2 separate regions of the Homo sapiens genome follow, and region 2 is linked to region 1. A link is a contact called in ENCODE Hi-C data. All regions are on one chromosome and are shown on one strand. Each heading gives the region's core, a stretch centred on a gene start or an enhancer-like site at or near the end of the contact. The rest is flanking DNA. Distances are from core to core; before and after follow the strand shown.

What was found. A loop is a pair of places that touch in the nucleus more often than their neighbours do. Pooled maps may share reads with other maps.
Region 2: a map of endothelial cell of umbilical vein shows a loop between it and region 1 (2.5-fold over the local background). The contact joins the promoter of C3orf70 here to the enhancer-like site in region 1. A Hi-C loop is called at or near these places in 2 of 168 maps with a recorded cell type or tissue (cardiac septum and endothelial cell of umbilical vein) and 1 of 50 pooled maps.

The regions. Positions count from the first base shown.
Region 1 is chr3:185,043,629-185,048,577 of GRCh38, forward strand. VPS8 (VPS8 subunit of CORVET complex) reads left to right here. Exons shown (of 48, transcript NM_001009921.3): 47 at 4,851-4,931. Among named protein-coding and RNA genes, the nearest start is that of C3orf70, 110 kb to the right of the region's middle. Within about 2 kb of position 2,228, at least 7 of the 41 ENCODE cell types and tissues checked have a DNase peak (open chromatin) inside an H3K27ac peak, as active enhancers do; they include endothelial cell of umbilical vein, where a contact is called at or near this core.
Region 2 is chr3:185,151,148-185,155,755 of GRCh38, forward strand. It overlaps C3orf70 (chromosome 3 open reading frame 70), which reads right to left and starts at 1,913. Exons shown (of 2, transcript NM_001025266.3): 1 at 1,481-1,913. The coding sequence starts at 1,676. RefSeq lists a silencer at 1,319-1,538 and an enhancer at 1,959-2,098.

The DNA of each region.
Region 1 (4,949 bases), core at 978-3,477:
CACTGGGCTTTGGTCTAGGCTTCCAAAGTCATTTTTAAGCAGAACACTAGTAGCTATATTTATTTCCATTAGCTGCTCTCTCGTTCTCTCTCATGGGTCTTTTGTTTATACTTTATAGAATGATGGGATGAGTTTTGAAATTAAAGCAGAATCATGAAGGATCCCCAGAAGGAGGGCAGGTGTCCGTCAGTTTCACAGGAGCTTGATTAGGCAAATTGACCCAGGCAAGTCCTACACTGCTCCTCACACAACCTTTTGGGTCCCTTGAAAGTGACTTTCGGCTGGGCACAGTGGCTCACACCTATAATCCCAGCACTTTGGAAGGCCGAGGCAGGCGGATCACCAGAGGTCAGGAGTTCAAGACCAGCCTGACTAATATGATGAAACCCCGTCTCTACTAAAAATACAAAAATTAGCTGGGCATGGTGGCATGCATCTGTAATCCCAGCTACTTGGGAGGCTGAGACAGGAGAATCACTTGAACCCAGGAGGCAGAGGTTGCAGTGAGCTGATATCGTGCCACTGCACTCCAGCCTGGGCAACAAGAGTGAAACTCCGTCTCAAAAAAAGAAAGAAAGTGACTTTCGTCAGGCTTCTTCCAGACTGCTGCCGAGAGAATGGCAGACGAAAGGCATCTCTGGAACTGGACTGTCCCAATTCAGATCTGGGCTCCACCACCAACCAGAGTGACCTTGGCATATCACTGAATCCCAGGACCTGAGTTTCTTCACCTGTAAAATAACAATAAGAAAAGTACCTACCTCGTAGGGTTTTTGAGATCATTAAATGAGATGATCCATGCTAAGTACCTGTAACAGTGACTGGCACATGGTTATTACACGATCGATAAAGTGAGCCGCTGCAGCAGGGGAGGGAGGGTTGTCGCATCTGAGAAAACGTAAACCAGTGTTTTTCCCCTGTGCTGTGAACGGTCACCATGTTGTTTCTTTTTAATTGTGGTATCGAAGGGCTTGGGTTTTTAAGGTTATTTTTCACTGAGCCTTTCAGTCTGTCTCTGTGGCCTCAAGCACTCGCCTCCCTTAGAACTGCTCATTCTAGGGTCATGACTACTACTCTAAATGAATCTCCTGCAGAGACTTTCTGCCACATTTTCCCCTCCTCTCTCTAGGCAGCTTAGCAACTTGTCTGCCTGTTGTAGTATTTCATTACCTAATTCATTATTAGCTGGGACCTACTGAGAGTTTTGAGGCATTGGAGAATGAGGGTCTATGAAGAGTCAGGTTCAATCTGAGAGCAAACTGTGTTGTGGATGGGAATTTAGAAAAGGTATTTCCTGGTTGCAGAGGGGAAGGAGGTGTGTGGCTTTTCCTTTATCTCTGAAGCCAAACTTTGATTTAGGCAAAACTTTTAACTATTAAGGACCTCCAGTGTGAAACAGCTTAGGTGGTGGCAAAAGACTGGCTGAGGCTATAAGAGATACAAGGAAAGATTTGAAAGTGAGGTGGAGGGCAGGCAGGGAGAAAAGGTGGAAATATGCTTCTCAGTCCACTCGTCCTACTCCATCTCCACCTTCATTGCCACCAGTGTCAATACAAAGTGGCCCGTGTCTCTCGCAAACTAGGTTTGATCTTCTCATGTGTTAGTGTAGAAAGATAATTAGGAAAGGAAGTGTTAGGGTTTTGATTTCAGGATCTTAGTAATTGTAGAGAGTAAGAAACGAACAAGCCGAGCTCAGGCTTCTGTGACTGTCCGTGTCTTCAAGTATGATTTGGAAGGCTTCGTGTCCAGTATCCCTAGGAGTAGTACCATCCCTGTTCTTGAGAACTTGCCCTGTAGGGTGGCAGTGGATCATGGTTGTTTTCCTATATCAGAGCTTGATATGTTTGTTAAGAGGTCTGTGACCGGGCACGGTGACTCATGCCTGTAATCCCAGCACTTTGGGAGGCCGAGGCAGGTGGACCACCTGAGGTCAGGAATTCAAGACCAGCCTGACCAACATGGTGAAACCCCATCTCTACTAAAAACACAAAAACTAGCCGAGCATGGTGGTACATGCCTATAATCTCTCCTACTCAGCTGAGGTAGTAGAATTGCTTGAACCTGGGACGCTGAGGTTTCAGTGAGCTGAGATCACGCCACTGCACTCCAGCCTGGGTGACAGAGCAAGACTCCGTCTAAAAAAAAAAAAAAAAAAAAGAGGTCTGTGGATCCTGAAAGCCCTGATTTGTTTTCTTCCTTCCAGCGGATGTAGTTACTGCTCCCACTTCCACATCTGTGAGTCACTGAGCTTTGCAATGTGCTGGCACCCCATGTTAGCCCAACACCCCTCTCCCTGGGGCTCTCAGAGATCATCAGGACCTCGTTTTCCACAGGATTTCCTTTAATGCTGAGTACTACAAGGTCATTTCCAGGGTTGCCACTGTTTCTTCCTCTCGTATTCACTACAGTTTAATTTTTAGCTCTTAACACTGGACTTTGTTACATGGGAAGAAAGAAATTTGCTCTAACAGACAGCAGCAAATGCATTTTTCCTTCTCTTCCAGTTGGAAAATCACTCCTAACCAGTTTTATCCTTGGGGAGGTTTAGTGGTCTGAGAATACTTTTATGTTTTTGGAGTGAACAGAGATTATGTTCATATTTGGTTGCTTCCCCTTTATTTTTTGTCTGACCTTAATTTGGCATCTGTAGACGGAAACTGTTACTTATCTTCAGGGCTGCCATGTATCTTTGTGACATTGCCCCTAATTTGCTTCTGAATATGCAGTAAAAGATAAAAGCCATGATTAGGCTCAGTAAACATTACTGTTTTTCTTGAAACTTTCATGCCCTAAATGCCTGTTAATCTCATGGTGCCCACCTCTTCCCTGGATGGTGGAGTGTGGCCTGAGGTGGCATTGCCCTTTGATCAATTGGAACAAAGACTCAGAGGAGAGATGTGACCTCCTCAGGTTATACAGGGAGCTGGTAACAGGATTGGAGCCCATGTTTCCTGATTTCATCCCATTGTTCTTTCTAGGGGGACACTTCTCTCTGGGAGTATAAACAACACAATCGCAGTAATTACTGCCATTGATTGAACATCAAATAGATGCCAAGCCCATACATTATGTCTAATTTTCATAACAATTCTGCAAAGTAGAGTTTTACAGATAAAGAAACTGAGACTGAGAGAAGCTAAATTCCTTGCCCAGAGCCACTCACCTAGTCTTGGGCAGAGTCCAGATTGAGCCCAAGTGTGTCAGAGCCCTGCCCTGTGTTCTTACTGCATGGCGAGGGTTGGTCACAACGCCAGTGATAAATAGTAAGAAATCAGAAATCTGCATGCCGGCCCTCCCATCCCTTCATTTGATCAGCAGATGATGACTCTGTGGCTGCTCTGTGCAAGCACAGTACTGGGCACTGGTGAGCAAGACAGAGGGAGCTGACCTTAGCAGCTCTCATTTCCATAAAGTTTTCCCTCTCACACTCGGCATACCCTCTCCTGCACATCCCCCAACCTCCTTCATTACCCAGTTTTGCCTGTGCACGTTGCTCTGATGTCCCCTTCCTTTCTGTTTCTGTAGCCACATCAGGACGAGGGCCACATGATGTTGCTTCTTGGAGACTGGCTCTGTGCGCAGTACCTGCGGGCCTTCCTGTGCTCTCTAGTTAGTAGCGCTCAGTGAGAACTTGCAGAGTCCCGTGCATCTGCTACGTGTTCTGTGTGCATTACCTTCTTGAATCTTCATAGCCACTTTATGTGATGTAGCTATAGTCATTATCCCCATGTGAGCAAAAACAAACAAACAAGCAAAAAGTACCCAACTCGGAGAACTTGCCTAAGATTATGCTGCTAGTAATTGCTAAAGCCAGGGTTTGGGCTTAGGCTGATGAACTCTGCAGTGCAGGCTCTTACCCACCAACCTGTGCAGTGCAGACGCTTGGGACAGGTTCATGATATAGGGCAAAGAAAAACGTCCTTTTACCAATCTTATACATAAACAAAAACACTTCTGAAATCAACTTTTAACTATGGGTATCTCTGAATTGTAAGAAAAGCTAGCGTATACTGAGCCCTCGCCTGGTACTAGGCAGGCGACACTTTAAATATATATCTCATTTAATTTTTGGTAATCTCAAAAGGTAAGCATTACCCCTTCCTTCCCACAGGTGAGGCAATTGAGGCTTAGAGAAGTGAGGTGACTTGCCTAAAGTTACATAGCAGGTTACTGTCAGAACTAGTATCCAGATTCTCCTCTGACTCCAAAGCTTATGGCCGCCTCCCCCAGGATCCCATTTCTTCTCTCTGCATATGAGCTGGATCAGGTCCACTGAGAGAAGAACCGCAGTTTGGCAGGTCCCACCACAATAACAGGTGGAACAAAACATGGCTGCTGTAAGAGCAGGCTAGACCGGCCCTTTTCCCAAAAGCAGCAGACGAATCTTGCAACCCCATAGGTGGCGACCAGCTTTATAATGAGACAGGGATGAGATTTTTAAATGACAGTGCGTCTCCTGTTACCATGACAGAGAAAAGCGGTATCTTTGCTGGCCGTATGAAGTGATGGACATGGGAATGCAAGGCTGGAAGGAACTAACTAGCTCTGCATAATGGTGCCAAAGAGGGATCAAGAAACCTGAAAGGAACCTATACATACGGGACATTTGGAGACTCCATTGGGAAAAGGGTCCACAGACAGGTCAACCTGCAGCCACACCAAGGAGGGATCTTAGGGGACGTGCCGATTTCTAACTCATGTTCAGTATATATCTCACTAATAGCTGGTAGCATGGATTGTTTTCAGGAGAATGAAGGAAGCACCATGTTATGCTTCAGCATCGTGTAGAGCAAGTTGAGAGGCTGCCTAGCCACGTGATGTTGTTAATCGTATCGGTTTTTATTTTTCAGGGAACCTCAGAACCTGTTCTGGATCCACAGCAAATCCAAGCATTTGATCAGCTTTGCCGTCTCTACCGAGGAAGCTCCAGGGTAATGTTTGCGTGGTTG
Region 2 (4,608 bases), core at 663-3,162, 110 kb after region 1:
TCCATATAAGGAAGAGTATTTTAAGAGTCAAGGCTAATGAAGGGAGAAGCTGTCTGAGAAAACTGCAAGGTTCCCATCAGTAACGGTGTACTTAGAGAAGACACTGTCAAAATAAGACAGACAGTAACCTGGACTATCTTGAACATTCCTCACATTTTACACAACGATTCTATACTTTCCCACGAAATGAATGAAAGTCCAGATTCTACTTGTGCACTTCAGCATCCCAGGTTTCCTAGAGTTGCTACTTCCAACTCGGTACCCTGTCCCACCGTGAAGCAATGCTTTATACTAACAAAAGAGAACAGATCTGAGCACAACAGGAATAATGAGAAATAGGAAGAAACTGGCCCATAAGCAAATGGAACACCAGAAATCAATACTGTTCTATGTGCCTGGAATTTGTAAAGAAAATGATCCTCTATCCTTGAATTCATAAATTCGATTTAAAATATTCATTTATGTTCGATTAATGTAAATAAGGATTTGTTATGTACTGCATTCCTGGTTGTCAGCTATTTTTTTCTCAACAAAGAAAAATTCATTTTAACTTAAGATCACTTGGAAAATGTCCTAAATAAGCACTCCAAAACCCTCTATTACAAATATATGTGGAAACTAACTTTAGAATATATTTCTTAAAATGAATGATTCATCGGATATAGTCCAAATACTATTAGCTAATCAAATTGTGAAATTCTAATTAAATGGCTACTTAAGTTTAATCTATTTAAAAATCACAGGCAGGAGGCTAAACACAGAGAAAGGGTTTAGACCATTTGGTTCTAGCTTTTATAAATTGGTTTAAGACTATTAAGCTTACTTTCACTCATTTTATTTTGTAATTTTATAAGTCTCATTTATTTGGCTCTAAATTCTACATCTGGGTATTTAAGGAGCTCGACCTTCCAAACTGTTAATATTAACTTCTTGGAAGCAATCCCTCCCACATTAGCGCTTTTTCTCAATTTGGGTACAATCAAGGGGGAAACAATTGGATATCCAAGGGCTCCTTCTTTTAAATAGCAGCCCAGGAAGACAAAAGTGAGAAAGAAAAAGAGGAGCATCTTTAACCAGCAACCTTGAAAAAAGGCATCCCCAACAGCTGTCGCCAACTCAGCTGGCTCGCTCCCATTTCTCAAAACACCGCCTGGACGCCTTGGTCAAAAAAAGAAAAAGAAAAGAAAAAAAACCAGATTCCCGCTTCCCTGGGACAGGGAGCTCCCTTTTGTAGAAGTAGCTAAAGAAAGCGAGGCGCCCCACGGGATTTCATCTCGTCGTCAAGGCAGCGCCAACCCCAGCCGTCCGGCGCAAGGAAAGCTCCGGCGGGCCCGGAGCCCACGGCGGCCCCAGCCTCCGGCAGAGCAGCCCCGGCAGAGCCCGGAGCCCCGCGGCCGCAGAGTTCCGGCAGCGACCCCGGACGGCCCGGCGGGCGTCCCCCGGACCGCGGCGGAAGGCGGGAAGACGCGGCTCGACTTACAGTGACACCATCCTAGGTGACAGCACCAGTGCAGCTTGAAGCACTTGCCATGGCTGTGCGTGGCACAGATAGACAGCCCGTCGCACGGCTGGAAGTCGGGTCTGCGGGCGGCGCAACTCCGCGCCAGGGCCTGAGCCTCATCTAGTTTCTCGCTCTTCCAACCCCGCTCCGACGCCGGCGAGGCCGCCGCACTCATTTCCTCTCCCTCCGCGCGGAGCCGACACCGGGAGCCCGGGAGAAGCGACGTCTGGGTGGGCAGGAAGCCGAGCCGGCTGCGGACGCGGGAGGGCGCGGCACGGGCCGGGAGTCACGCCAGCACGCGGCGGCGGCGGGAGCGCGGCGGTCCCAGGCTCGAGGAGGAGCCGCCCCGGGCGCTGCGACCGGGTCCGGGCTGGCAGCCTCCCTCCCTCCGGCGCGGCGCGCGCCGCGCCCCACGCGCACACGCACGCGCACAGGCGCGCGCCGGTCGGCCCCGCGCGACGTTCCTCAGCGAGCCCGGCCTTCTCACACACACGCCGCTGGGGAGCTTGGCCGTCGGCGTCCCCGCCGGTCACAGCGAGGTCCTCCTCACATACTCACTCCTTCCTCGGAGAAAGACCCCGACGGAGGGCCGTGGTGAACACACACTCCTCGGCCGCTTTGTACTCACATGCACGCCAGCCTACATATGCACTTCCCCCCGAGTGACACTGGCCACCGAGAACTGACACACGCGTCCACACGCTCCACGGAGGGCTGCGCACACCTGGCCCACGCCCACCCGAACCTCCTAGTGGCCCGGGCCGGGTGCATCGCGTAGCGAGGATCTCACACACACAGCCTGTCCCCACAGGCGTCTCACATCTCCCTCGTACACACCTCCCCGTGTCTGGGCATGGAGCCCCTGGGAGGCGCGCACACGCTCGTGCACACGCGCGCACTCCCCCCACCCAGGGCGGGCCTCCTGCCCCAGCGCGGCCACAGGGCGCGTCAGGGGCCAGCACCGCCAACCCCTGCCCGCCTCGCCCCAAACCCCAGGCCAGTGCGCCCGGGCCTTCCCGCGCCCGCCCCAACCTTCGCCGGGACCGCAGCCCCTCCCCCTTCTCCTCCCACCCCCGCCTCCGTTGAGCGGGAAAGCAACAAAGCTGGGTGCATTGATGTGTGTGTGTGTCTGCGTATGTGTAGTTTGGTGTGCATGGGATGTGTGTGTTGCGTGCGTGTGTATGATTATTTGGAGTATGTATGGTGGGTATGCGTGTGTGGTTGTGTGTGGTTAGGTGTGTTCATGGTACATGGTGGGTGGTATGCGTGATGCAAGTGACTGGTGAGGTGTGTGTATACGTGTGTATGTGAAATGAATGTTATAACTGAGGTGGAGTGTGGGTGGTGTGTGTGTGGTTGAGTGTGTGTGGCGTGCAGAATATGTATATGTGTGTAGTTGGACGTGCATGTGCTTGTGCACGTGTTGTGGGGGTGGGTATGCTTAGTAATACAGAGTGGTGTGTGTATGGTATATGTGTGGCAGTGCAGTGCGTGTATCTGGCATGTCGAGTGTGCACATGGCATATACGGATCAAATCGGGTGTGTGTGGTACATAGGAGTGGGTGGGCACACAAACAGGACTCATGTATGCGGAGGACTCTGCCTTTCTGTGTTAGCGCCTGCTCTGGCCAGCAGGTGTGACTGACCCTGTGGTGGCTGCGGCTTCCCCACACAGTTGGCTCGCACTCTTCCCTCCTGGGGACAAGTTGCTCCAAATAGATTTTCCATGCCAGGCTCTGCTGCTGAGAACCGACCCCAGGCTGGATTCACTGAAGAGGAAACAAACCATTTGCTCCCATGGTGCACTGCTGGGAATTAGTGTTTCCCTGCAACAAGGCCAGAACCCAGCCTTGAACACAGAAGAGGAGGGGACACCCCCTCCTTATTTGCCAAACGCACAGAAGAATGCTTGTTCAAGGAACAAGGCTTTCAGCACAAACACTGTGTGGGAACATGTTTATGCCCAGGTCCACTTTCTCCTTTATGCCTTTCCTGCTTTGCACTGACAAGAGACTCATCATGGTTTTGAAACAACCAAATTCATCCTCAAGCTTGAAAATCCTTGCTGCCATAAGCAATCTTTCATAATTTTCCCTTTTATGTAACCTTGGCTTGAGAAGGGAAATGTAATTTGCATATATCTGACTCTGGTGAAATCTTCATTTATTAGGGATTGGGGAGAGACTCAATTTGGCAGCAAAAGTATTTTCCAGAAAGGTCTGAATCAAAATCACAAACTCTAGTTCCCCCATTAACCTAACATTGAAACAGTTGCAAACATGAAGAATCATCTCATCAGCTTCCACCCCAACTGCTCCCCGCCTCAAAAAAATCCTAAAGGAATACATCTCTGACACAAAATCTATGCACCCCTGCTGTTAACTTCACAGTCTGACCTACCTCAGAATAACGGAAGTAAAAGGCAGAGAAATCTTAATCAAAGAAATCCATACTCCATTATTACTGCAGCAAGCCAACCAACAATTTTTCAAAGGGGACTTTCCATCTGTTCTACCCTATTTTTCTCTTTCTCCAACCTATAACTCACTCTAATACTGCCCCTATCATAGAAGGCCTTATGACGGCATCCTCTCTGTATTTCAGTAACTAATACTTGTATGGGATCCTTCCCCTGACTTTTACCCCAGGGTGAACCATGTGGTAAGATTCCACAATATATGAAATAAACCATCTCAGCTAGTAAAAAATGAGCATGAGAAAGCATGCAATATAGCACTTTAGCTAGGAGGCAAGATGAATTATCCAAACACCTTATTTTAGGTTAGACACGTGATTTGAAGTTGAGAAGCCTTTACATTTTCTGTACCATGAAACTCATTCCATCACCTTGCCCTAAAGACGTTATTGATTTCTACTGTCTGGTGTGGAGCGGGAGGAGGTAATTGCTGTGACCTCTCAAATATATACACACAGCTTTCAGGATGTGTTGTTGGGATACGATTTTTAAATTTTTTATTATGAAACTTTCCAAAATATACAAACATAGAGAGATGAAGATAACCCCCCATGTACCCATGTACCCATCACCCAGTTTCAACGATTATGAACTCATTTAGAAAACCTTGTTTCATCTACAGCGCCACCC